Regions from separate parts of the Mus musculus genome. Here all the other regions are linked to region 4. A link is a loop called in an ENCODE intact Hi-C map of the cell type or tissue named here. Cell type or tissue: left cerebral cortex. All regions are shown on one strand.

What was found. A loop is a pair of places that touch in the nucleus more often than their neighbours do. Peaks named below come from ENCODE experiments on the same cell type or tissue, not always from the same donor. Only the 100,000 strongest peaks of a DNase experiment are listed, where the experiment ranks them.
Region 1: a loop joins it to region 4, with 4 times the contacts of the local background. A loop is called at or near these places in 6 of 42 quality-filtered maps.
Region 2: a loop joins it to region 4, with 2.6 times the contacts of the local background. A loop is called at or near these places in 20 of 42 quality-filtered maps.
Region 3: it touches region 4 in a loop (3-fold over the local background); 19 of 42 quality-filtered maps call a loop at or near these places.
Region 5: it touches region 4 in a loop (2.6-fold over the local background); 28 of 42 quality-filtered maps call a loop at or near these places.

Annotation. Positions count from the first base shown.
Region 1 is chr9:71,957,394-71,962,393 of GRCm38, reverse strand. The region is part of intron 5 of Tcf12 (transcription factor 12); the gene reads left to right. Among named protein-coding and RNA genes, the nearest start is that of Tcf12, 150 kb to the left of the region's middle. In left cerebral cortex, a CTCF peak has its summit at 2,169 (motif pointing right); DNase peaks (open chromatin) are centred at 2,233 and 2,510; H3K4me3 peaks cover 600 bases; H3K27ac peaks cover 582 bases.
Region 2 is chr9:72,190,370-72,195,369 of GRCm38, reverse strand. No RefSeq gene overlaps it. Among named protein-coding and RNA genes, the nearest start is that of Gm27188, 60 kb to the left of the region's middle. In left cerebral cortex, a CTCF peak has its summit at 3,094 (motif pointing right); DNase peaks (open chromatin) are centred at 1,247, 1,507, 2,617 and 3,035; H3K27ac peaks cover 1,178 bases.
Region 3 is chr9:72,179,294-72,184,293 of GRCm38, reverse strand. No RefSeq gene overlaps it. Among named protein-coding and RNA genes, the nearest start is that of Tcf12, 70 kb to the right of the region's middle. In left cerebral cortex, no CTCF peak of the experiment used is centred here; DNase peaks (open chromatin) are centred at 167 and 3,124.
Region 4 is chr9:71,643,761-71,648,760 of GRCm38, reverse strand. Cgnl1 (cingulin-like 1) reads left to right here. Exons shown (of 19, transcript NM_026599.5): 13 at 3,108-3,269. Among named protein-coding and RNA genes, the nearest start is that of Myzap, 54 kb to the right of the region's middle. In left cerebral cortex, CTCF peaks have their summits at 2,492 (motif pointing left) and 4,975 (motif pointing left); a DNase peak (open chromatin) is centred at 2,477.
Region 5 is chr9:71,769,515-71,774,514 of GRCm38, reverse strand. Cgnl1 (cingulin-like 1) reads left to right here and starts at 2,913. Exons shown (of 19, transcript NM_026599.5): 1 at 2,913-3,006. In left cerebral cortex, CTCF peaks have their summits at 1,993 (motif pointing right), 2,827 and 3,852; a DNase peak (open chromatin) is centred at 1,984; H3K4me3 peaks cover 1,535 bases; H3K27ac peaks cover 462 bases.

The DNA.
Region 1 (5,000 bases), 310 kb before region 4:
GAGGAAAGGATGTGCTCAAAGAGTGATGACAGCTTCTTAGGCCTGGGAAGCCACTGACCTGATGCACTTTGTGAGGCAAAATACTGAACAGTAGCTATAGATTTATAAGCCCTTCTATAAAATAGCTAAGTTGTGTTGATATTAATTCAAAAGCATTATGAAAAATAGAATTCTTACTTTCCAATGAAATACTTACAAGTTAGTTACACAAGGTAGTTTTGCAGTTGGTCAGCACTGGCAGATACTGTCTTGATGTACTGACAGTTGATAATTCAGATTCACTTCCTGACAGAATAAATGCAGCAAGTCACATCACCTGAGATACACCTCCAAATCTGCATAGCCTGAGCTACTCTGGAGGAAAGCTCTGGCAAATGGAGAGCTGCTTTGGCCTGTGACAGCAAGGTCACAGCAGTTAGGACATGTAAGAGAGCCTAAGATGGTACAGGCTGTTTCCTAAAAAGTTATTACAAGACCACTCGAGCAATATCTGAGTTAAACAGTAAATATAGAAAGGTTAATTAGATCGTTTTGGTCTGTTGTACAGCACACATGTTCACGTACACACTAAAGATGTTTGAAGACAGTAGAATGATGTTCACAACTGACTTTTAAAATGGTACAGAAAGAAAAGTTTCTGTCCTTGTAACTTTTTTTTTGTTAAGTGTAGGACTTTACAAAATTAAAACAGTAACCAAAAAGATTGTTTAAAACCTAAATGGGAAAATCTCTGAATGAGTTTTTAAGATTGATGTTGAGAGCTGGAGAAATAAAGAGCTTGCCTAGAAGGTCTGAAAGAAGGTCCCAAGGACTCATAGAAAATCTTGGTGTGGTGGTGTTGGAGGCCACCTTAGCACTTGTGTGTAGGGTAGGGGTAGGAATCGGAAAATCTTTGGGACTCACTGGCCAGCCAGTATGACTAAATTGGTTACTTTCAGATTTCACTGTGTGCCCTTACCTAAAAAACTAAAATGTAAGGTGATAAAGGAAGACACCTGCCATCAACTCTGGCTTCTATACACATGTATGCGTGCGCACACACACACACACACACACACACACATACATACACACACATCATCACCATCATCATCATCATCACCATCACCACCACCAAATATAAGTAACAAATAAATTTAGTAAAAGCAATCTTGTGTTCATGAATAAGGAACAAAACCGTCTTCACCTATATTAGATTCTCCTGCTAGAGTCTTATAAATAGCCCGGCTAAGGACAGAATAACTAGAGAAACAAAAGTTTCCTAATGTGTAGCAGACTAGCTTGTAGGCATCCAGAGATCAGAAACGGAAAGGGATGGCTGGAGCTGCCTTGCTATAAGGAAGAACAGACGCTTAAGGAAGCAGAGGACTTTATCTGGGTGTGGTGCCTGAGTCCTATTTGCAAGAAGAGATTAGGGTTTTCATATGGAGTTTTTGTTTGTTTGTTTGTTTGTTTGTTTGTTTGTTTGAGAAATTCTGCTTTTAAACAGATAAATGATTTCAAGAATTCATACTTTAAACATAAAATGATTGTTTCAGAGTCGCCCCCCTCCCCCCAGCTGGCCCTAAACCCTGAATTCCTTCCACAGCTTCATAAATGCTAGGATTACAGGTGTGCATCCTTCCCCAGTACAAAGTAATCCTTATGCTTCAGTGACCGACTTTGATGCTGTGCTGCAATGCTTGTAACTTAAAAATGATGTATTAATTATGGGTACCTCTTACATTTATATTCTCCATTTAGTATGAATTTGTTTTTCATATAAATAAAGCACAGAGCTTTTTATATAGTATGGTGAGGATAATCAATAATTAATGTCATGAAGTTACAGAGGAACCAGTACCAAAGGAGAGTGTAGCTGATGGTCACAGGTTTCTTTTTTGCTTTTTTAAAGCTTTGTCACTATGTTTCAATATTAAGTGCAGTTTAAATAAAATTAACTAATATATCTGTAAATTTATTAGATGATATTTTCCTTACATTATAGAGAGCTCTTGTTAAAAATCACATACTTAATAGTCACTGTGTTTATAATAAATTTGTATTTTAAGTTAGAATAACTTCTAATTATCAAATTCTCTTAAATTTATATGAGATTTAAAAAAAATTTTTTTTAAAGCCAAAGCTTAGGACTCTAAGTACTACAACATTTAGTTGAGGAAGAACTTCCAAGACACAAGGGGGCACTGTCTTTCTATAATCTGAATGAATTTTACCTAGCTTTTTCCTTACTGTAAATGTTCTTCTTTCCCCAAATTTTTCTTCATAATCATATAAGCTAAAATATTATTTGGCTAAATCTACAATACTCAAACCCATTGTAAGCATTCCTAGTTTACAATTCACCATGCCAGTAGCATAATGCTGAACCTTTTCATGTGTTTACATGAGTTTGAGAACGGCGAATGATTGGCAGGTTGGAGGTGGTCAGCACACTCGGCTGTTGCTGTGTGGGTCTGGGTGGAGACTGCTGTAGAACCATTGGGTTGCTCTGGGGAGTACAGCGACTATGCTTGCAGAGCAGCAGGATAAAGACTGCACTGTTCCAGCTGCAGCTGCATTTTCCATCAAGTATCGCGTTGGTGCTGATGACTGTTTTGTTTTTATTGTCATGGAAACTTGGATCTGTAGAATGGATATTCTATTCATCTGGGAAAATAGCAATTCCTTGCATAAAACATAGGGCCTTCCAGAGCAGTTCCTTAAAATAGATATTCCCTGAGTATGATCCAAAAATTTGAGGAAGTAAGAGTGGAAGAAAGCAGTCGTCTGACCACTTGTTCAGAATTAACGGATAACTACATTAAGCTCATTACTTGCCATTAGAAATTTGAAAGGCATGGCATTTATTTAGTCAGTGTAATTGCTATCTGCCCTCTAGACATTTCTTTCAGATATTAAGATCTGTTGGGAATTCTGAACCTATGTCCTATTAAGCAATTGCTTAACAAACAGCCCTTTTAACTTCATGCTGCTTATCTGTTATAATCTTCCACTCAAATGTCTTTCGTCATGGAACACTTTTTAAGGAGCTTTACTCAAAATGAAGAAATGCTACTAGAAATTATTATTCGTTTTGGGAATGAAAAGAAAGAACAGAATTAACGATGAGGTCAAAAGGTCCTTATACATAGCTTTATGAGTTGTGAATAGAAAGGAATAACCACAAGCCATTTTCTGTGTAGTCCAAGGGAGCTCTAATTGTAGTTAGTGATTTAGAAAATACAAATGTTTAGTAAATGATAATAACATGCAGATGAGGCCAGTGTGAGTTAAAAGAATTCTCAAACTTATATTGAGAAGAGGGATAGTTATGTTATGACAGCCTATTGAAAGTTATTGGTGAGGCTTTCTACAGGGTAAGGCTTTTTAACATCTTAAAAAAATAAGAGAGAAATGTCAGAGTGCCAATGTTTTAAGTAAGAAAGTCAGTAATAACCTATGACAGGAAGTGTCATTTGAATGGGACATGGAAGTTCTTCCCAGAGAATGGTTGTGCCAAAGGGCTATTGAGCCCTGTAAACTTCAGTAGAGCAGAGGATTTGAAATGTAAAAAAAAAAAAAAAAAAGACACATACAAATCTATAAAAATGCTCAGATAGAAGGGCAGAGGAGATGGCTCCTTTGAAAAGGTATTTATCACACAGGTGTGAGGATCCCAGTCCTAGAGAGGTAGAAACAGGAAGCTTGCTGGGATTCACTGGCCTGCCAGTTTAGCAAGTGTGGGATCTCAAAGACCCAATGGGCCACAGACAACATTGTGTGATGAGATCACAAATATATTTGTCTACATTGGCTATAATACTTATTTTTTAACTTATTTTTTAAGTGTAAGGATTTTTTATTTGTGCATATATTTATGTGGAGCTGGGGTAGCTGTGTGAGGTAATTAGTTGTAGGTGAGTTCAGGTGTTTTTAGAGTTCATGGGCCTCAGGCCCCAGTGTGGAGCTAAAGTTAGAGGCTGTTGTGAGCCATCCAATCTGAGTGCTGAGAACTGAACTTAGGCTCTCTGCAAGAGCATTATGTGCGCTATTAATCACTGAGCCATCTCTGCAGCATCTTAAGTATAAGTTTTAGTGTCGGTTTTAAAACTATGTTTTACAGAGCTTAATTGCTTTATTGTATGTGTGTGTGTGTGTGTGTGTGTGTGTGTGTATGTGTGTATACATATATATGGAGAGAGAGAGTCTGATATAGGTAAACAATTTTCAAAGTCAATGTAATTCCTATCCAACAGAGAGATGTGCTTTAAGAATGACTTCTAAATAATATGATTTACTAACATCTTGTACAAATACCTATAACAAGAATTTTTAAAACTTGCACAACTATGTGACATTGAAGTTAACTAACCAAAAGCTGATTGCAGAAAACTCGGAACTGGGCATTCTGTGAGTGAAATGAAGAGAGAGAACTGGACTGTCTCCAGCTTTGTAACCTTTGGTAAATAACTCCATGCTTTACAGAAGACAATATTCATAAAGCAAGCAGTTTGTTGCTCATTCACATGTGTCAGCTCACTTTAGTGAGATTTCCAATGCCATGTAAAGTATCTCTCAAATTAGAGACCAGAATCTCTTTACAACATTTTAAAATAGAAACATTAAATAAAATTCTAGATTTTCTAAAAGTTTTGTTTGTTTGTTTGGTTGGTTGGTTGGTTTTGGCATCAACTGAATTATGGCAAAATGTTACAGAATAAGTAGCTGGGGTTTGGAAGGCAGACAGGTGAGGAGGAACTTGGTATTTGCTTTGGTTTCCTGAGTGCTGCTCTATGTGCACAAGTGAGGCAGTTTAACTTGAGAGCAAGGAGAAATTCCCCACATAGGAATACAATGAGTAATTGCTGAAACTCAGGTGAAGCTGAAAAGATTTTTTCCATCTAAAGCTGTTGTGTTGGCAGAAGTAAATTAGTACTGTCCTGGACGTACTGCAACAAACTTAAAGGCAAGCCTGGGAAAGGACTAAACTAATTCCAAGGCACTTGACTGTTGCCTGG
Region 2 (5,000 bases), 550 kb before region 4:
GAAAGTAAGCATTCACTCAGACTTACATCTAGTTAGAAATATCTTTACTTAGATTGTCTTATTCAAATACAATAATGTCCACCCACTGAAAGCATATTTACTAAACTAAAACATGGATGTACAGTTATATGTTTTCATTTTATATTAATGTATGTCTTCATTTTTTACTATAAAATTCTTACTAGGAAAAGAAATATTCTAATCTGTTGTTTAAGCAGCGATAAGTGTAGGTACTGTGCATTGTCACTGAGGGCTTGTTGGCGGGGAGGGGGAAGCGTCTGTGGAGGAAACTCTCCTCCTTATTCTCATCTTCTCTAAGCCCGAATCATCTGTATCTTCACTCATTCCCCAGGAGATGTGCTGTTCCTGAGAAGATATTGTCCCCACTGGAGTTGAAGGAGATGAAGAGGGTTCCATGTCAGAGGTCTGCTCCAAAAGCCATCACGGTGGTTTTAATTCATCAATAAGGTCTTATGGATACATTAGTTATCTTTAAAAAAAAAAGATTTATTTATTTATTATATGTAAGTACACTGTAGCTGTCCTCAGACACTCCAGAAGAGGGCATCAGATTTCGTTACGGATGGTTGTGAGCCACCATGTGGTTGCTGGGATTTGAACTTGGGACCTTTGGAAGAGCAGTCACTGCTCTTAACCACTGAGCCATCTCGCCAGCCCCCCCATTAGTTATCTTTTTACTTTGTTTTCACATTTGCATGAGGACCTGCCTTCCTAGAAAGGGACATGGTAGTGGAAGCCTGGAACCAGTCTGTGGCTGGAGCTGAAAAGGTCAAGGGGTAGCATCCTTGGGGGAGCTAGAGTATTGCTTGTTAGTGCCAAAGCCTTGTCAGATCTGTGAGGAGAAAGAGATGGGGTTGGGAGTGCAAAGATGGAACAGGAAGGGAAAAGAGAGATACAGAGGGAGGGAGGGAGGGAGGGAGGGAGGGAGGGAGGGAGGGAGGGAGGGAAGGAGGGAGGGAGGGAGGGAGGGAGGGAAGGAGGCAGGGAGAGGGGATCAAATGTGAGGGCAAACTGGAAGCCCAACTGAGAAGCAAGTAAGACATTATCACCAAGGCAGAAACTAAACAGCACTAAGATGGTTTTGTGGCTTTTTAAAAATGGGTGCCAGCAGCCCCAGCCTGTGGGTGGACACGCTAACCTGCCGGTTCTTCCACTGGCTGTATTCTGCAGTGTATGCAGCTTGGGTGGGCTCTCAGCCAGGGTTGGGACATGCCACATCTCCCCATCCAGTTGACCTTCCTAAGAGAAGGACCAGAACTGGATGTAGTACGGCTGGGGATCCAGAAGCCTTGACGACTTCTAGCTCAGCTTCAGGATAAAGTGAAGGATGTTCTAACTAGGAAAAGGTTTCAGTCCAAGGCTCACAGAAACTGGCAAAAACAAAGCCATCACTCCTTTTATAACTGAAGCAGAAGCGACCAGAAGACAACTGGAATGTTTCCCGTCATCACATTTACTAAAATTCCCTTTCCACCCAGGCCTCTTGGACTTTGCCACTTATGTCCTGGATCCCCTCTCACTATGGAAAGCCTTTCCCAGTCTCATTCTCTCCAGCGTCTCTACAGTTCCCTTCCAAGTCATGCATTTAATCAGCTGTCTTCCTATTGCTTATCCAGCATCTCTGTCTCTTTTATCCACCCATCATCTACTGTCTATACTGACCTGTCTTGTTATCCACCCATTTTATTTCACCTTAAATATGTTCTCCCTAGGATCTGGGCTCTTCTCCATCTACCCCCTGCAGCTGCTCTGGTGGCTCCCGCTCTTACAGGCCTCTTGGTGGTCTCTCCTGGGTTCAGCTTTGCCATGCCTCATTGGTTTCATAGAAGTCTGCTGCCTCCTTTCTTTTATCCCAATTTTTGAGGCATGTAAACTCCTGTTCTTTAGATATACATGCTCGCTTTGTAGGAGGTCTTATCCCATGGCTTTAACTTCTATCTCTTTGTCAATAACTCCCAGATCTATGTTCTCCAGTCCTGACATTTCGCCCCAAGCTGTAGACTTAGCAAATCTTTCTACTTAATGTTTTCATCAGATAACTAATAAGCATTTCAAATCAAACATTTTCAAAATAGAGTTTGATTTTTCTCCCCTAAACTTATCTGTCCCAGTTTCCTCCACAGCAATGACTGGCTTTATTTATCCTGTAGCTCAGCTTGTGTGCTTACACCTATATGGCATACAAGCCCAGGTATGGGAGATCCTGCCTGGCCCAAAGCCCTCTTGGTGGAGACCAGGACAGGATGGAATAGCTTCCTTGAAATTCCAAGCAGGGGCTGGTGAGATGGCTCAGTGGGTAAGAGCACCCGACTGCTCTTCCTAAGGTCCAGAGTTCAAATCCCAGCAACCACATGGTGGCTCACAACCATCTGTAACAAGATCTGACTCCCTCTTCTGGAGTGTCTGAAGACAGCTACAGTGTACTTACATATAATAAATAAATAAATCTTTTAAAAAAAAAAAAAAGAAAAGAAATTCCAAGCAGATGGTTGCCAAAAGTGGTGCCTGAGCCTCCGCTCAGGATTCTGCTGCATCTGATTGCGTAGGAAATGTTAAATCCAAAGTGCTTCGGGAAGGGGGAAGGGGGAAGGTGATTGGTTTGAATTCCTGCATCTAATTAACCACACCAGCCTCCTGACAAATGATCTTACTCTCAAGGGGGTAGGGAATTAAATATTTCCAAAAGGCAGTTTCCTAGAGAAGGAAACCCATGGGCAAAATCATCAGGTCTGTCTGGCACAAAATGCTCTCATCTCAGTGGCTGGAAACAGTGACTGTGTCGCATAGATTACGGAAGACTGCAGGAATTACACAAGGCTGGTTAGAAGGCTGCATTTGCACCTGAGAACCAAGAAAACCTCCATTCTACTGAGCCAGCCAAAGAGAAGAAATGTGTGAAGAATTGTCTACTAAACTCTAGGAGTTGAGCCATATGGAAATGAGCCATGAGGATCCTGACCCCAGGACTGAACAAAGCATAAACAAAGCACAATGCAGCTATTTTGGCTGGGCAACTTAGTCCAGGAACACCGCCATTTTCTTGGACATGTACTTTTTAGGGCTGGCCTGCAGGTGGTGGTGTAGCCCACAGAGGATTGTACAAGCAAGAGTCCGATAGGATGCTAGACCTAGATTCATATCTATATTAGGATTTTGTCCAAGTGTGTCTTGCCTACTTGATTCCGGATATGATTCATTAAGCATGAGGGAATGAGACCTTAGCCTGCCAAATAACTCCTTGCCTATTGATCTCAAAACCTTTTCCTCATCCAGACAAAAGAAAAGTCCCTTCCAGGTGTGCTTAAAAATGTCCTTTCTTGCTGGGTTTTGAGTATCCACAAAGAGAAGCCATCTATGGGATCAAGTGGCCAGTTCTGTCACAATGCTGGTGTAGCTGGTACCTAGACTCAGTTGAGTAGGTATCTTCCTCAGCTGAGTCAGCCCAATGCAGACAAAACCTGGACATACTAGGCTTGGCAAGAAGCCTGACATGCTGGTAGTGGGGTCACTACATTCCTGGGTTCAGTCAGACACCCAGAGAAGTCTTTACGTTTCCCGAACACCACTGCTCATCTATGGGGAGCTGGGAAAGGAAGCCTGAAGTTTATTCAATTCAGTTAAACTTAGTTCAATGGAGTGACTCACATGACCTCTTTAAGTGAATTCTGTTAGTTTATATTTTCTCTCCATCCCTTCGTTCTCTTCCAAGCTAGCTTCTGTGTGTACGGGGCCTGGAATACATTGGGAAGGGACATGGCTGTGAGGTAGCATTACCTAGAACCTCACTGGTCAATGATCCAGGGGCAAGGTTTTCTACTTTCTGAATTGGTGGTCACTGCAGTGTTATTTTCCCTGTCTAGACATATGAGGAAATTACCTCTGAAATTCATGGTCCTGGTCATCTGAATGTTCTGGCTGATAATATCTGGAGCCCCCTGATGTACCTCTGTGCTCTCAAAACCACTGGGTCTGTCAGAACGCGGGACTCGCTGGACTACCTGTGCAATCCCCAGTCATGTGAGCTCCGTGGTGACGATGGCTCATGCTTATCTGTCAGCTTGCCTCCCACTGCCGCCTCCTCACCTCCACTCATTGCCAAGAATCCGGCCTCTGGCCTTCTTGTGTCTGCTTTGCCTTCCTTTTTCCTTCCTCTTGGAATCGGGTGGGGCAGTTCATCTGTCCACCCATCTCCTCATAGGCTCTAGCTTTCATGGGCAGAAAGGGCCTTTTCTATACTTAAGAAAAGACACCAAGAATTGTACCCTCCATATTAGTCATTAATAACTTTGAACTTAAGAAATCCTTCCAGACACTATCTAAGTCTTACTGTGAAACCAAAGCAAAATGTAAGCAAAGGAGAGGGTCAGAACCTGACTGTGCAGAGCTACTCTGTCCATCAAGGTAAAGTCTAGCTCCAAGGTGATATGTACATCTAAAACACACTGGGGGCTGGAGTTAAGACTGCTTGCTGCTCTTGCAGAGGACAGTTCCCAGCACCCACGTCAGATGGCTCACAACTGCCTGTAACTTAGCTCCAGGAGAATCAGACGCCCTCTTTTGACACCTATGAGCAATGACACTCACATGCATATACCTCCCCCAGCCCAGACACAAACACAATTAAAATAAAACCTTCAAAAGCAAAAATAAGATAAACGAATTCAATTAAAATATAAAAATCCACGTTCTGAAGTCACATAAGCTACAGCTCAAACTTTAAGTAGTCCTATAGTCAGGAAAAAGGTAGATCATTAACATGACAGCCCCTTTAAAGGATAGCTATGCTCTCTGGAAGTTCTAAAAAAACCCTCTATCTAGATGTGTGAGAAACTTCCTGGAAGAATAAATTCTACAGGACATGGTTCTCCATCTGAATATATATCCTGAAACAATTACTCACGATGCTCTTTGCTCTGGACTCCCAAGAGGCCAGCTTAGTAAGCTTCACCTACTTTCTCAAGGGCCAATGTTGCTCTCCG
Region 3 (5,000 bases), 540 kb before region 4:
AGGGTGGGATCACGGGAGACGAGAGGAGCACCCTGCTCGCCTCGTTTTCGTGTCTTTTATTTCACAATGTCTTCCTTTCCTTGCCTGCTGGTGTGCTCACTTGCCTTGTGTCAGAGCCAAGAGACAGGTCAGCTCCAAGGCTTCTTATCCAAGTTGGCAGAGGCTGTGGCAGCAGGGTGGTAACTCTGCCCGATGTTCCCAAGCTGTGGCTGGGACGCTTCCAACAGCAAAGTCACTCAGTAAACAGTCCTCTGTTTCTTCTTTGGGTTGGCGGAGATATCGCTAGGCCCTTGTACTACCCACTCCTTAATTTCCAAGAAGCCCACAGACCAGAAACTTCCCGGGTCTCCCTGTCTTCAAAGAATCTTTGGGTAGATCTTAAACACCTTTGACAAAAGCATCATTATGCACTGTCATTTCAGCTCTAGTGGTTTCTGCTTTCCGTTTTTTCCTGTGCATCTCTGAGTTCAAATTTCAAAAACTTTATTTGATGCCTGTTTAAGCCTGGCTTTGTTCCAGAATAGATTGGAGGCAGAGAGACAAATAAATACCTCTCTCTCTCTCTCTGTCTCTCTCTTTTAAGACAGGGTTTCTCTGTGTAGCCCTGGCTGTCCTGGAACTCACTCTGTAGACCAGGCTGGCCTCAAACTCAGACATCCGCCTGCCTCTGCTTCCCAAGTGCTGGGATTAAAGGCATGCGCCACCATGCCCGGCTCTAAAGGGGCCTCTCGAACCATGCTCTCCACGTCACGCTGAGGATTACATCACGAAACTATTTCACCACCTCAAGCACCAGATCTGTGCCAAAGTGGAGGAAAGTCACCTCCAGCACTCCTGACCCCTCTATTGCCACCCTGCTTCTACACCACACTGCCGTACCCAGATGGCACAAGCCCTGCCAGTGACATGCTAAGAGTAGGGACATCCGTTCTCAGGCAGAAGCATGGAAAAGGGCACGCTCACTCTGAGAACTGATTTTCCTTGGATTTCGTGGCATGTTGTATCCCATTTCACTGGCTCTGACTGACACTCAGGATCCTCCATTGACCCAACCTGGCCTCTACAACCTTCATCCCTAATACTCTTCAACCAGCCAGACCCATCCATCCACTCAACGTCACCAGCTTTTGTTGGGCTCCAGCAGCAAGCACTGGAGCACTGCCCTTTCATCTCCTCCTCTTCAAGGTTGCTTTCCCTGTTATGACCTAGATAGATGTAAAGCTCAGGGCTCGGGGCCTTCAGTTGCCTGAGTCTCTTCTATGCCACTATTGAATTGTATGCAAACTGATTTGATTCATTTCAATAACTTAAAGAGGACTTACTGTGTGTCAGGGATCCTACTAGGCACTCAGGGTTCCAGGATAATAAAACATGATACAAAGCGTCTAGAATGGGAATGGAGACATAAAAACAAACCAATGCTAGGAAGAGGTACAAGAAATACAGTCTAGGAGATGCAAAGGGTGGAAGCCTTGTGGAGAGAGTGGTGTCTGAGCTCAGTCAGTGGAAGAATGGCAACACTGCAAGGGGTCAGTTTGCAGAAAGAAGGGCTGAGAAGACTGGGTGTGGTAACTCAGAGCACCTAGCAACTCAGGTTTATACCCAACGTTTTAACCAGGCAGTTTTGGTTGGTTCTAGGACTGGCTGTGTGTCATTGCAGTGCAGACACAAGAAAAAATTCGAGGAGCCTCCCATCCCCATGTGCACCTGCACCCCCCAACTCTCACTCTCCCCCCACGTGCTCAGGTGAATGGTTATAGACAACCTAATTTAGTGCTTAGAAGGGCAGTTCGAACAGTACAGTCCCTACCTTCCATTCAAGGGATCAAGGAAAACTACAAAAAAGAAATTCTGGAGCTTGAAGCAAAACCCCCATTCAGGGAAGGAAACAGAAGGGAAGCCACTTTGGAAAGAACAGTGCAATCCCTTGTTGCATAATTGTCCTGGGTATGAGACTTTCTCCAGAGACACCTTACCTAAATTCTTCAAGGACAGGAATTACCTTTCAAACGTCCTTCGTATAGTTCCAAGTCCCTCACGCAGCTCTGGTGCACAGTGGGTGTTTGATCAATTATCAAGAATCTTTTGGGGGCAGGACAAAATTTTAAAAGGAAGAAAGAAAAGGAGGAAAAAAGAACCCTCCTATTTGTTCATGACAAGAACTTGTTTTTATTCCCTAAATCTGAGACTAAGAATGAAAATTCATAAGCTTTTACAAATCCACATTTGAAAGGAAGATGGTGTGTATAATTAGAAGCTTATGGCTGTCTAATAAGGGACAGAAGATTCCAGTTAAAGCCAGCATCTCATCTCTAAGCAGCCTTTCTCGCTGTGTGGGCACCCCAACTGCTAAGTTTGTTTAATAGATCAAATTAAATGGCTGACTGCTCCTGAAGGGCATCTTGGGGACTTGGGGCTTAGCTTGGCTCTCATGCTCCTTTCCACCAGGCTCACTACTGACTCAAGTACTCAGTCAAGTTATCTTAAAATCAAGCCACTTGGAGACGCTGGGCCAGGAGATACAACGCCTCATAGAAAAGACTGTGCGCACACTATATTATTCCTCAGGAGAAACAAAAGGCAAGAAAGGTTCATTTACTTATTTTATTTTATTTACCAATTCTTGCTCTATTCCACCCAATTCTGATGAGGGTCTGAAAAAATGCCTTAAACACACACACACACACACACACACACACACACACACACACACACGTATGTATATGTGTATTATATGTTCATATATATATGTTTTAAGTGCAAAGGATCAATTTTCAGTTTCATAAAGACAAGCAAGCATCCTTGTTGTGTGTCCATGTTACAACACATGCATCATTCCTGTGGGCCGACAGTGTGACTCAGTGGTAGAGTACTTGTCCAATGTGTGCAAGGCCCTGTAGACCCCAGCACTGCATAGACTACTTTAAAATCATAGTGTTCGGGTACTATTCTAAACAGCTAACAAAGGTACAGTATGTGCCTCAGCTATTGACAATAGACCCCTGAATGACCTGGACGGAGGCCAGTTGGTTCACGAAACCTACACGTAAGAGCTCTGTGTCAGCCCTGGTGTGGTGTGCTGGCTAAGTTCCCATTGTTCATCCACTTCCCTCTCAGCAACACCCACATGTTTTCCTTTGGAGAACCGCCTCCTCCAGAGCACAGCACCATCCTGAGCCTTTCCTCTCCCGGTCCACAAGGCAGAGGCATGGATCCAGATTCAGCCAGTAGATGTAAGGAGACATGGGAGGAACAGATTTAGCCAATTAAAGTGTTTTGTCCTTCTCACTGCAGTAATTAATTGACTGAGGAATGGGTGTGACATTGGCTGAGCTAAACACGGTCCTCTCCAGAACCTTTCCTCATCAATTAATGAGGATGATTTCTCTCCTTGGAAGATTGCTAAACTTGAAGAATGTGAGCCTGAGGCATCTGGAGGCCATCTTGCCTTTGTAGGGGAGAAAAGGTTACTGACTACAGACATTGAGAAGGAATGAGTGAACCTGAAGGAGGAGGAACAGAAACGGGCCCGGCATCGAGCTTTGAGACTCTGGAACCGTTCTGATAGCCAGCTACACTCTACTGGGCTTTTAGTTAATCATTTTTTTCCCTTCTCCTCTTTGGCTTACATGCCATTCAATCAGACAGCTTCTGTCTTTAGCATTCAGGAAAGAACCGATTATTAATCTACATCTATAAGATGATTCTATAGAATTTCCATTACACAATAGTTATAAAATCTCAGATTTAATTGAAAACGATGCTTCTCCTATGACTCCAAACTAATACATCATACAACTAGAAACCTTCAGGGGTCCTTAATCAGGAGATAACCAAACAAAGATGCTTGGCAGGGGATGTACGGAAGCAATAAAATCAACATATGCTCATTGAAAGGTCTGTGTGCCTCTGTGTGTGCATGCGGATTTGTGTGCGTAGCTTTAATTTTCAAAGATGCCAAACACTCTTTCTTTCTCTTAGCATCACAGAAAAGAACTATAGTTAGCTGTACCTTAAAATAATTGGAATTATTTTAGACTCTTCCTCTAATTATTTGCAACTCCAAACCATAGACTTATCTCATTCCTATAAGAATATTTTAAGAAGTTGTACGCGTTACTATTAGAGGCACTAGGACTAAAACAATGAATTGGATAAATGCCCTAGCTTGCAGGAGCTCACATTCTGGTAAGAGAAATGGAAGTGTGAACAGATAAATGGCCTTGAGAGCTGCATAATCCTAGGAACCTTCCTTTTTTCCAGCACTCAGACCAGAGCTGCTCATAATGGATCCTGAGGGCACACATGTCCTCAGTGTTCTGGGTATTTGGATTTTTCTGGCATCTCAGGTACTGCTGTGTATGTGTGTTGTAATGCACATCCTCACTGCAAAGAGATGGTTGCCTCTTTATGAGGCCAGATATGATCAATTTTGGTTGATTCAGACTTTGGAATGAAAAAAACCAAAACCCTCAGTTTTCCATTTTCTTTCAAGTTCAGTTATGAGCAGCAGGTCTGAGTAAAGAACAGAGCCAGGGTCACCTCAGGCTTCAGTTAGGGCTTCCTCTTCCTTAAAGAGACAGTGCTGCTGAGTCCTCGGGGATCCCTGTGCAAGGCAGCTGCAGAACCTAGACTGTTTGCCCCAGTTCCTCCGTGGAATCTCACGACATTTTAACTCAGCACAACAATTACTTCTGTATCTTAGAACTGGAGTATTTCTGTGTTTGGTTTTGGTGGGTGAGTGGTATACCTAACAGATATAGGTACCTGACAGATATAGGTACCTGACAGATATAGGTACCTGACAGATATAGGTACCTGACAGATATAGGTACCTGACAGATATAGGTACCTGACAGATATAGGTACCTGACAGATATAGGTACCTGACAGATAGATATAGGTACCTGACAGATATAGGTACCTGACAGATAGATATAGGTACCTGACAGATATAGGTACCTGACAGATAGATATAGGTACCTGACAGATATAGGTAC
Region 4 (5,000 bases):
AAGGAAAACAAAAAAGAACCAAACTTTTAATTTCTTTGATGATCAAAGGAAGGTTTTCCCCTGAGTCAGTGCTGAACCCATCAAAGAACAATGGGTATTTATTACAGATTTCCAGAACAGTTCTGAGAGAGCCCTGATAACGCATCCCCTATGCCCCAGGGTTATGTGATACAGGGTTCCAAGAAAACAGACTCTGGCACGCTGACATCACCGCTCTCTTTGCTGTGAAAAGAATATTCTTTTCATTTTTAGAGCAGACGGATGGAAGGGCTCAGACATTTGCCAGAACACATCAAATACCTGGTCTGTTTTAACTTCAAAAGGCCACTGTGTCACTGTGACCCTAAACAGGGATCCACATGGCTATTTGTATAAACATTTTGAGGCTGGACACTTCAGTGGAGAAGGAAGCATGAAGATCCTCTTCACAGATAAGGAAGCAGATGCGGTAGGGCCAGACGCTACCATTCTGCCTGTGGTGTGAGACACCCGGGTCAGGTGAGGGTGGCCTTTGACCTTTAGGAGGTAAGGCTTAGAGTTCGTCTTTAGTTCATTTACTTAATCCTGCTAACAACTTAAAGGTGGTACTGACAGGTTAAAAAGGTATTTGCTTACTGGCATTTTTATTAGTAGATAAAATAATTTATACGACAATTTATTATCGTATTAACAAATTATCTGCTAATTTATTAGCAGGTTGATTCATTTATACGGTAGTGGGTCTCGTTACGACATCTCACATGTGGATCTCCTGTCTCTTGATCCTGTTCACCTCAGCACCCTCTCTGGTCTCCTCACTCCTGCTGATCCCCTTTGCCCATCTGGCCCTCCCACTTTCCCGTTGGTGTTGGTCCCTGTCACGTTAAGGTTGCTCTTAGGAGCCTGGACAACTCAACAGCAGCTACACCACTGAAGAAAAGCTGTTGTTCTCTCCATGAACAACAATTAGCTGACTTTTAAATCCTCAGGGAGGGGCGGGGCCGTGTGAGCTCCTCCAGCTCTGTGATGGAAGGTTGGTCGCTCAGTCTCGTCCCAGCTGCTTAGTGCAACGACTGCGCCTTGCTGTGACAGTGCTCCAAAGCATGGCACCCCTTCCCTGTCTCATCCATTTTTTCTGTCTCTTCTGTGATACCCCTGGGATGGGGTAAGACAGGTGTCCCCTTTAGGGCTTTCTGTCTTGCTTATTATTATCTGAGAGCAAGTTACTCTTGGACACTCTGTGGGGAACATTCCTTACCTCAAATGCTTGGTGCTAGGAGTATTTCTGATCTCAGAGATCTTGAAGTTATTTGTGGAGATTTTTACTTGTTTGCCATTTCCAATCTCAAAATCCACAATGCAGAATGTTTTAGCTTTGGATTCGGAGTCAAATGCTCCAAAGTTTTGTCTTTTTTTTAAGGATTTATTTTATGAATATAATTATTTTTCCTACATGTATATTCTTGCACCACATGTGAGCCTGGTACCTAGAGATGCCAGGAGGAGGGAGGCATCGGATCTCCTGGAACTGGAGTCACTGATGGTTGTGAGCTGCCGTGTGGGTACCAGGAGCCAAACTCATGGTTTTAACCACTGATCAGTTTCTCTCCAGCCCTGCATTTTGGGCTTTGGAACTGGGGGTGATCAGGCGTGCTAACTGTTCTCTCTGAGTTACTGAGTGCTCTTGGGAGGGCACTTAAAGGTGTTAGGAGATGGATCCCCAGCCCCTGCTAAGTGGAGGTGGTGGCAGGGGGTAAAGGAAGAGAAAGAGGAAGAGGAAGAGGAGGAGGAGGAGGAGGAGTTGGTGGTGGTGGTGGTGGTGGTAGCAGTATGGTAGGTATTAGGAGAGGTGTGCATGGTGTTTCAGAGGATGCCAAGAAGGAAATTGTTTATTTGATTAGCATTCTTTGTGATCACTAATTTTGGGTAGCATCTAATTCTCAGATAAAGTACATTTTAACATTTTCCCTATGTTGCAATGGGGACATTGACACTCAGAGAAACGTAGTGTTTCTCTGCAGTGAGTGGTGTATCAGGTCCAGAGAGCACCCCATTTTGTGCTCTCTGTGGATGACTGCCCTGTGCTCTCTCTGTTTCACTCACCATTGATGCCCAAACCAGACCAGGGCCTGTGTCTAGAAGTCATTTTCTCCCAAGTGGGACTGTGCTAGAAGTGGCTGGGGCTCCCCATTGTACTGGAAACGAGCATCTTCATCTCCGTCAGAATGCAGTGCTGGACTGGGGTCTTCTTATGCTAGCCTGATCCTTCAGAGCTTCCCCGGCTTTTCTGTGGACTCCCGCAAGGAATAAACCTCTGTGGTGTTCCGTTGTTAGCTCTGTGTCTACTCCAGGAGGGTTTGACATTGGCAACCAAAGAGCTAGGGTTGAGCCTCATTGAATCAGCAAGCCAGGTTGATTTTGGCATTTCCCTTGCTAGTGTCATGGCCTGGCTCCTGAGACTCAAACTGTTGTTGTACATTCTTCAAAACTATTATATGAGCGCCACCTTGTGGATGAAAAGAGCACTGTCGTTATGGGTGACCATTTTTTTCTACACAGCAATGGTTGTTACCAAATGAGTATGATTTTGTTCTTGGATTTTGTGCCTGCAGTTGCTTAGAGATCATTAATTTAGTTTTTATTTTAAAACGTTAAACCTCTCTTAAGACAGTGCTGATACAAGAACGCTTAGCTACTTAAGTGACTGTCAAGTGGCTTTGACCACAGCCCACCTAATGACACGTCCATCCATCCAAATATGTTAATATATAATACAAAAACACCACAGTGCTTGTTCATACTTTATTGTGTGTGTTCTATGTAGTTAAAATACTAGTCCACACCTAATCAATTGACTTTATAACCCAACAGTGTACTTCTTACAAAGGAAAACCACTCTTTTTATAACATGGGAAATTGAAGTCTAGAGAGAGGTGGGGTTTGCCCCTCTTTGCTTTGGGATGGGCCTGTGCGCTCTGTTTTCTGGCCTCCTTGAGCAAGACATGCACATGGTATGCAAACCTGTATGCAGGCATGTGTTCTCTATCATTGCCAGAGCTATCCAATATCATTTCAATTCCTTGCCATTCCCACTGCCCAAGGGACCTTCACACACGCTCTCCTTCTAGTTACGCCTCAAGGAGGAAGAGTTGCAGGACTACCAGCGAGCTGAGGAGGAGGCGCTCACAAAACGGCAGCTTCTGGAGCAGTCGCTGAAGGACCTGGAGTATGAGCTGGAGGCCAAGAGCCACCTCAAGGATGACCGCAGCCGACTCATCAAGCAGATGGAGGTGTGTGGGTACCCGGGCTGGAGCCAGGCTGAGGGCACCTAGGGGGCGGGAGCCAGGCTGTGGGCACCTAGGGGTTGGGAGCCAGGCTGTGGGTACCCGGGCTGGAGCCAGGCTGAGGGCACCTAGGGGGCGGGAGCCAGGCTGTGGGTACCCGGACTGGAGCCAGGCTGAGGAGAACACGTCTGGGCCACCAGGGGGATATAGGAAGCCTTGGGCTTTCACTCTTTCTAGCTTGATGTAATCAAGACCCTTTCTTTGGAGTGGGGGGCAGCTTATCATGTTGTAGAGAGTTACGCAGGAAGGAATTGATCTGTGATTTAGCCTAATGGCTTCATTGCTTTGAAGAGGATATAAGTTATTCCCCAAAGAAATTAGCTGATGGTGTTGTGTCCCTTAAGTAATGGTTCCCCTACAAAGGCTCCAAGACTGCCAACTGTCCAGTCAGGTTCCACACTGTGCCGTAGACCCCAAACCACCCTGCACATCGGGGACCACTGACCAAACCACAGAGTCCAGTCTCATTCCTGGCCCATCTTCCTGAGTGTGTATGTATCATTGCCAGAGTTATCAGCAAACTGTGGTCCAATTCATTGCCATTTCCCAGTCCCAAGATAGTCTGTCTGCAACTGCCCAAAGCAGTTACCAGCTGGGGGTGAGTATTTACAAGCCTAATACTCAACACTTGAGAGAAACCCACACAAAGAAATACCAGGACTTCTGAGATGACAGGAAAACCTGAATTGCTAAAGAGGAATAATTTGTGAGAGTGGAATGACCCTAAACCAGAAACACACATGTGTTCTGCTCTCCAGTGGAATTCAGAGAGTAACAGAGAGACTGAGTTTGATAAAAGACGGGCCTGGTGCTCAAGGCCAGCAAAGAAGGCTTAAACTCAAAAATCAATGAATTCCTCATTCAGCTTTGTATATAAGCAGAAATAGCTTTTAAAACCTCCAGGGTGCTTTGCAGTTTGTATCTAGGAGTGAAGTTTGAACTGGTGGAGATTTTATGAGATAGGCCTCTCTCAGACCAGAGAAAACTGATGGCAGTTTTATTGCTTTGTTTATGGGGTTGCCATATTTTTTTAGTATCTTACTCCTGATCTCTTTAGGGAGTCATTTTTGGATAAGCTAAGGTCAACCTAGTTAACTAGAAATGGATCATTCTAGGGCCTAAACAACCTGGTCAAAGGCAACTGGATGAGCTACGGAGATGGCTCATTGTAAAATATATGCCGTATAAGCCTGAGGACCTCTGTTCAGACCCCTAGTGCACATGCAAAACAGAGATCATGCCAGTGGGCATCTGTAATCACAGTGCCAGAGAGGCAGAGATAGGAGGGTCCCTGGGGCTGGCCAGGTCGTTCCTAGACAGAGAGTGAGTGAGGAAGACACCAGGTATGCGCACGCGCGTGCGTGCGCGCGCGCGCGCGCACACACACACACACACACACAAACGTCAAGTGGAAACCAATCAAGTAGCAAACAAAGACCCTTGGTATGATAGGCCCTGGCTTAGACCTCAGATATTGTCTGGACAGTATGGATTGGGAGCAGGAAAAAGAGCCTAAGTGATTTGGGGCTCAGCAGTTAAGAGCACACAATACTCTTACAGAGGACCCAAGTTCAGTTCTACCCCGTGGCCAGTTCAGAGTTTCCTGCAACTCCAACTCCAGGAGATCCAATGAGCGCCCTCTTCTGGCCTCTGCTGACACCTGCACTCACACGCACA
Region 5 (5,000 bases), 130 kb before region 4:
CGCTCTTGAGAGACCCTTCTATCTCCCTAGTGCTCCTTCAGCACTTCAGTGGGATAAAGCACTTCCCACAATGCTCTCTGCTAGCCTCATTCACTAAGTCTCCCAAGTGAAGGCCCCGGATGAGCATCACCCTGCAGTCTCCTTTCTCTGCCCCTTCCACTGGGCAACATTGCTCCTGCCTCCCGTGTTGCCTGAACATTTTGGCACTACACAATTCACAAAATTTGGAGGAGGAAAGAGATGATTTTTTTTCCTACCTTTCTTCCTGATTTTTTTTTTTTTTCTTTAGGCAAATTGCTGTCACTGACAAAACAACCCCCTTATCCTCTACCAGAAAAAAAAAAAATCCTCTCAGATTCTATCTCAGGGTCAAGCCTGTGAGTCTCCCACCGAGGAAAAGATACCGGAAAGGCGCGGCTCAGAATCTCAGAGGCTTTGACAGCACAGGCTTGCTCTCCCTTCAGGCTGGTGGGGCTTGAATATCTGTAGTGACAGCAGAGACAGGGACAGCGGCCTAGCCCAGGCAGATTCTGCTCCTCGCCTCGCTTCCCCATCTACTCCCCATATTTTTATATATTTTAATCATTAGACTACCTGTTGGGAAAGAAGGGGTCAGGCATGCTGGGTAAATGGTGTTTCTATGGTCAGCAAATGTTTGCTGAGCATGTACTTTCTGCAAACGCTCTCAAGGGTCTGAGTGGGAATAGACGGGTGGCAGGTGGTTCAGTTTCCTCCTCGAGGGAGGAGTCCCTACCCTCCCCGCCACAGACACCGCCCCCACACCCTTCCACTTCTCCCTCGGGTGAGCTGTCTATTTCCTGCCCCTGAGTGAGGGCTCGACACACTCATTTCCCAGTACCTGGTTTTGCTCATACGTTGTTTCTCTACCACCAGCCCAGCTACCAGCCCGCTGTTCACAGTTATCCCACAGTTCTATAAAACCTCAGTGGCAGCCGGGCAGTGGTGGCACATGCCTTTAATCCCAGCACTTGGGAGGCAGAGGCAGGAAGATCACTCTGAGTTCAAGGCCAGCCTGGTCTACAGAGAGAATTCTTGACAGCCAGGGCACAGAGACACAGGACACAGAGAAACCCTGTCTTGAAAAACCAAATAAAAACCCCAAATAGTTAAGTAAATAAATAAGTAAACAAACAAACAAATAAGTATATCACTTGATGAATAGAGGTTCAGATCCCAAGCTCCCACATCAGATGCTCAACCTCCTGTAGCTCCAGCAGGTCCCACATCTTCTCTGGTCTCTGTGAACACTGCACATGCATGGTGCACACATATACACCCAGGCACACATGTAGACATGAAATAAATACATCTTTAAAAAACATACCTCTTTCCCTGTGGTCCTATTTCTGTTTCTGGAAACACATCTGGTTACCAGTTTTAGACGCTCTCTGGGACCGTCCCTCCCCACACGGATTCCTCTTGTAAGCCTCCTCCTGGTTTGTACGGTTCTGCCAATCCCGGTGTTCAGAGCCATTTAGGTGCAGGTTCCACTGCAGGCATTTTGAGGTGTCTAAGGCATGGTTAACATGTGTCTGCGCCTGTGTTATATGACACCCTTTCTATCGTCCAGCACAGCCTCCCTTACAGTTTGCCTAATTCCAGATATACCCAAAACCCAGATGTCTTTGCACTGGCAAGCAGTCCCGTTGAGAACACTGTTCATGCAGTTTTATCATCTACAAAGCCCAGACTTGAGAACTAAGCAATCAAGTTTCACAAAAACGTGCAATGTTTTAAGTAGGCTTACTACTTTCTTTTTGTTGGGAGGAGGGACAAAGGTTGCATTCATAACTATACTCGGCTGACTAGGCGTGGAGCATGCCTGGTAGACCCACTGTTTCCAAAGGGGTCCAGGGAGAATAGCTTCCTCCTTTGTCTTCTTTTTAAAGATCACTTGAAAATATTTTTTTTTCAAGTTTTGCCTGCATGTATACCTGTGCGCCACATATATGCAGTACCCGAGGAGGCCAGAAGATGGCACTAGATCCTCCTGGCACTGAAGTTAACAAAGGTTTTGGGAGCTGTCTTGATGGTGCTGGGAATTGAACCAGATCTTATAGAACAGAAACAGATCTTAACTTCTGAGCCATTTCTCCAGCTCTGTAAATAAATACAAGCACGTTTCATCACTGTGCAACTTTTCTTCTATTGCTGTTGCAGTTTTCCTACAAAATAATCACTATTACTTTTTGAAATCTTTTCACGTTACTGTTTTGAGTGACTGAATTTTTGAGTGTTGATTTTATTCAACATGTTTGTCAGTAAACATTTACTTATTAAAATACTGTAAGACACATGCCATTTCTGCAGTCCTTTCTTCAGGAATAACAAGCCGTTGAGTGAGTGCCTCGCTCACTTTACAATGGAGGAAACTGAACTTGGAAATGACACCCTGGCCTTCCCAGTTGGCAATGTAATGCCACCTTCCCTGGAAAACTAACTAAACTAGGGCCTGAGAGTTTGTCTCTAATGTCTGTGCTGCTACCAGGAGCCAGGTGACCTCAGAGCTAGGCCCAGCTTTAGCTTATAGACGTCACTTTGTCACTTCGTGCCTTTTGTGATTTGCTTCTAGGTGACAGAACAAGGCTGAGTGGAAGAATGGGGGGAAACTGAGATCTGGGGTGGGATTGCGGAATAGGGAAAGTTTCCTGGAGGAGGGGTTGTAAGGGGGTGCTGAGAGAGAGAAGAGAGTGGCTGCGGGTGGGAACGGGGTGCTGGTATGGGCGCAGGGAGGTCTCAGGGCGCAGATGGGGCAGGGTTTCAGGGATCGCCCGGGACTGTCCGCGAGGGGCCGCAGTCCTCGGTCCGCCGGGTCCTGGGTCGCTGGGAGGGTCCGGACGCAGACCCGCCTGCTCCTCCTCCCGGGAGGGCGGGCGACTGCAGGGCGGGGCGGGGCTGGCGCGGCCTCCTGGCGACGCGGCGGCCGCTGCTCTCCGGCCCGGCTCTGCGGGCAGCTGCCGGAGCGGGACCCTGGAGGCAGAGGCGGTAAGTGAGCTCCGAGCGGGAGCCCGGAGGGTGTGCGCGGGACCCCGGAGCCCAGACGGTGCCCGGGAACTCGACAGGCTCGAGCTCCTGCAGCTTTGCGCAGTGCTCAGCCTCAGCGTCGGTCGTGGGATCCGGGCGCCGCGGCTGCAGTCCCGGGGCTGGAGGTGCGCTCCTGCCTCCTACGCTGAGCCCAGTACTGCAGACGAGTCGGACAGTTGGTGGCGAGCCTGTACAGGGCTCTAGTGACAGCTGCGGGCGAGCCCCACGGAGCACCGCACTCCCAACCCTTCCCTGCAGTGTTTGATCTCAGTGCTCTTTAAGCCATTCCTTAGAACAGGCTGGTGGCCGCTCCGCTGTCCTGGCCCCGCGTGCCACTGCACTGTCCAGGCAGGTCACCCCGAAAGCCCTTAAACCACGAGAGCACTTTTTTCGCTTTCTGAGGGACTTTTCCAAGTTGCATCACCGTTTGGCTTCAAGGTAGGTGCCTGGCTGTGGTGTTGGACTTACAGAGACTTTTTTTTTTTTTTTTAAGAACTTTGTATATTTACTGTGTGCGTGCCCTTTTACCCCAAGAACCCTTCCAACGCCGAGTACCCTGCTCAAAATACTGTAGGAGTTCTTTTAAAGAGGACTTGGCTTGCAGAGTGGGCTACACACCTGGTGAGATTTAAATCAAAACCAATGAAAAGATTCTCACCTTCCTCGCGCCCCCCACCCCCACCCTGGGTACATCTCTACTCCAGGGGTCTGGGGGTAGTCGGCGGTGGGAACTTTTAAAAAGCGACCCCGGGTGGTTCTGGGTGCAGCCAAGTTTGGAAGAGCAGAGCGCTCAGGCTCCTGACCCACCTCTCCACCAGGGGAGCCTGTGGACGCAGCCTGCTAACCTTAGACCGCAGGTGGTGCCATTTAAAAAATAAAAGTTCTCTTTGTTCCTAATTCTATTTACAGTAAATATTTCCGGGGGCACTTTCTATTTAGGAGGTTGGAGTGTGGGCATTAAATTCTGAAGTCATTGCCAGAGTCAAGGTTATATAGTCCTGTCAGGGAAAACCAAGTGATTCGGAAAAGTGTCTCAGATGAAGAGAACACTTAGGATTTGGTGAGCTTTTGTAGACCTCCTCCTTACACAGGCACGTGTGTACAGACACAAAAGCACTTGTGTTACATAAACGTGGGGATTTTCCTGGGAGTGGAGAGACCCTGAAGGGTTTCATTTGTGAGTTAGTTATTTTTGATGTGTGCTCGCGTCCTCAGGAGCAGCCATGTGTATGTTCCTTGATAGAATAAATAACACCTGAGTTAGGGGGTTAGCGTTTCCAGTACCAAGGCAGAGCTCAGCTCAATCGCCTGTCAGGTGACCTAAGATTGATAGGACAATGGGAAGGCTGAACATCTGTTTGAATCCGGTGGTTTTCTGTCACATATGTTTTATGGGACGTTTTGTCACACGTGTTTTAGGACAAGACGGTTGTCCCTGGGTTAACAGTCATCTCTAAGTTAACGCTCTCTGGTATTCCAAGTATGCTCTCACAAGTCTCCTGGTGGTTGCTGCAACGTGGCCACTAATCAGACTTCCCTTTTCCTTAGGCGATGGTCCTGTATATTGTCTTTTTGTAGTATCAGGATGATGTCCCTTTATGGGTGCCCTGGGGAGGGTGTTTGTCTCTGATCTCTGACATGAGCTAGACTGACGTTGATTTTTGAAAATGAAAAATGATAAAGTGTTGTCCCGTTGGCCTGTCCTGTTTCCTCTCCTCCTACTACGGTGCCCTCTCCTGTCACTGGTCAGCTGCTAGAATGTGACCACTGAGGAGTCACCAACATAGCAATGGCCTGCCTGTGGAGAGTGTGGTGTCACAGGGTGGCCCCTGAACCCAGAACCTCCAACTTCCGCAGAGTGTGTATGTATATGTATATATGTGTGTGCAAATGCATACGTGCATGCCAGACCATCAACATGACTGGTGTACACTTGTGAACCTCCTTCTCACCTG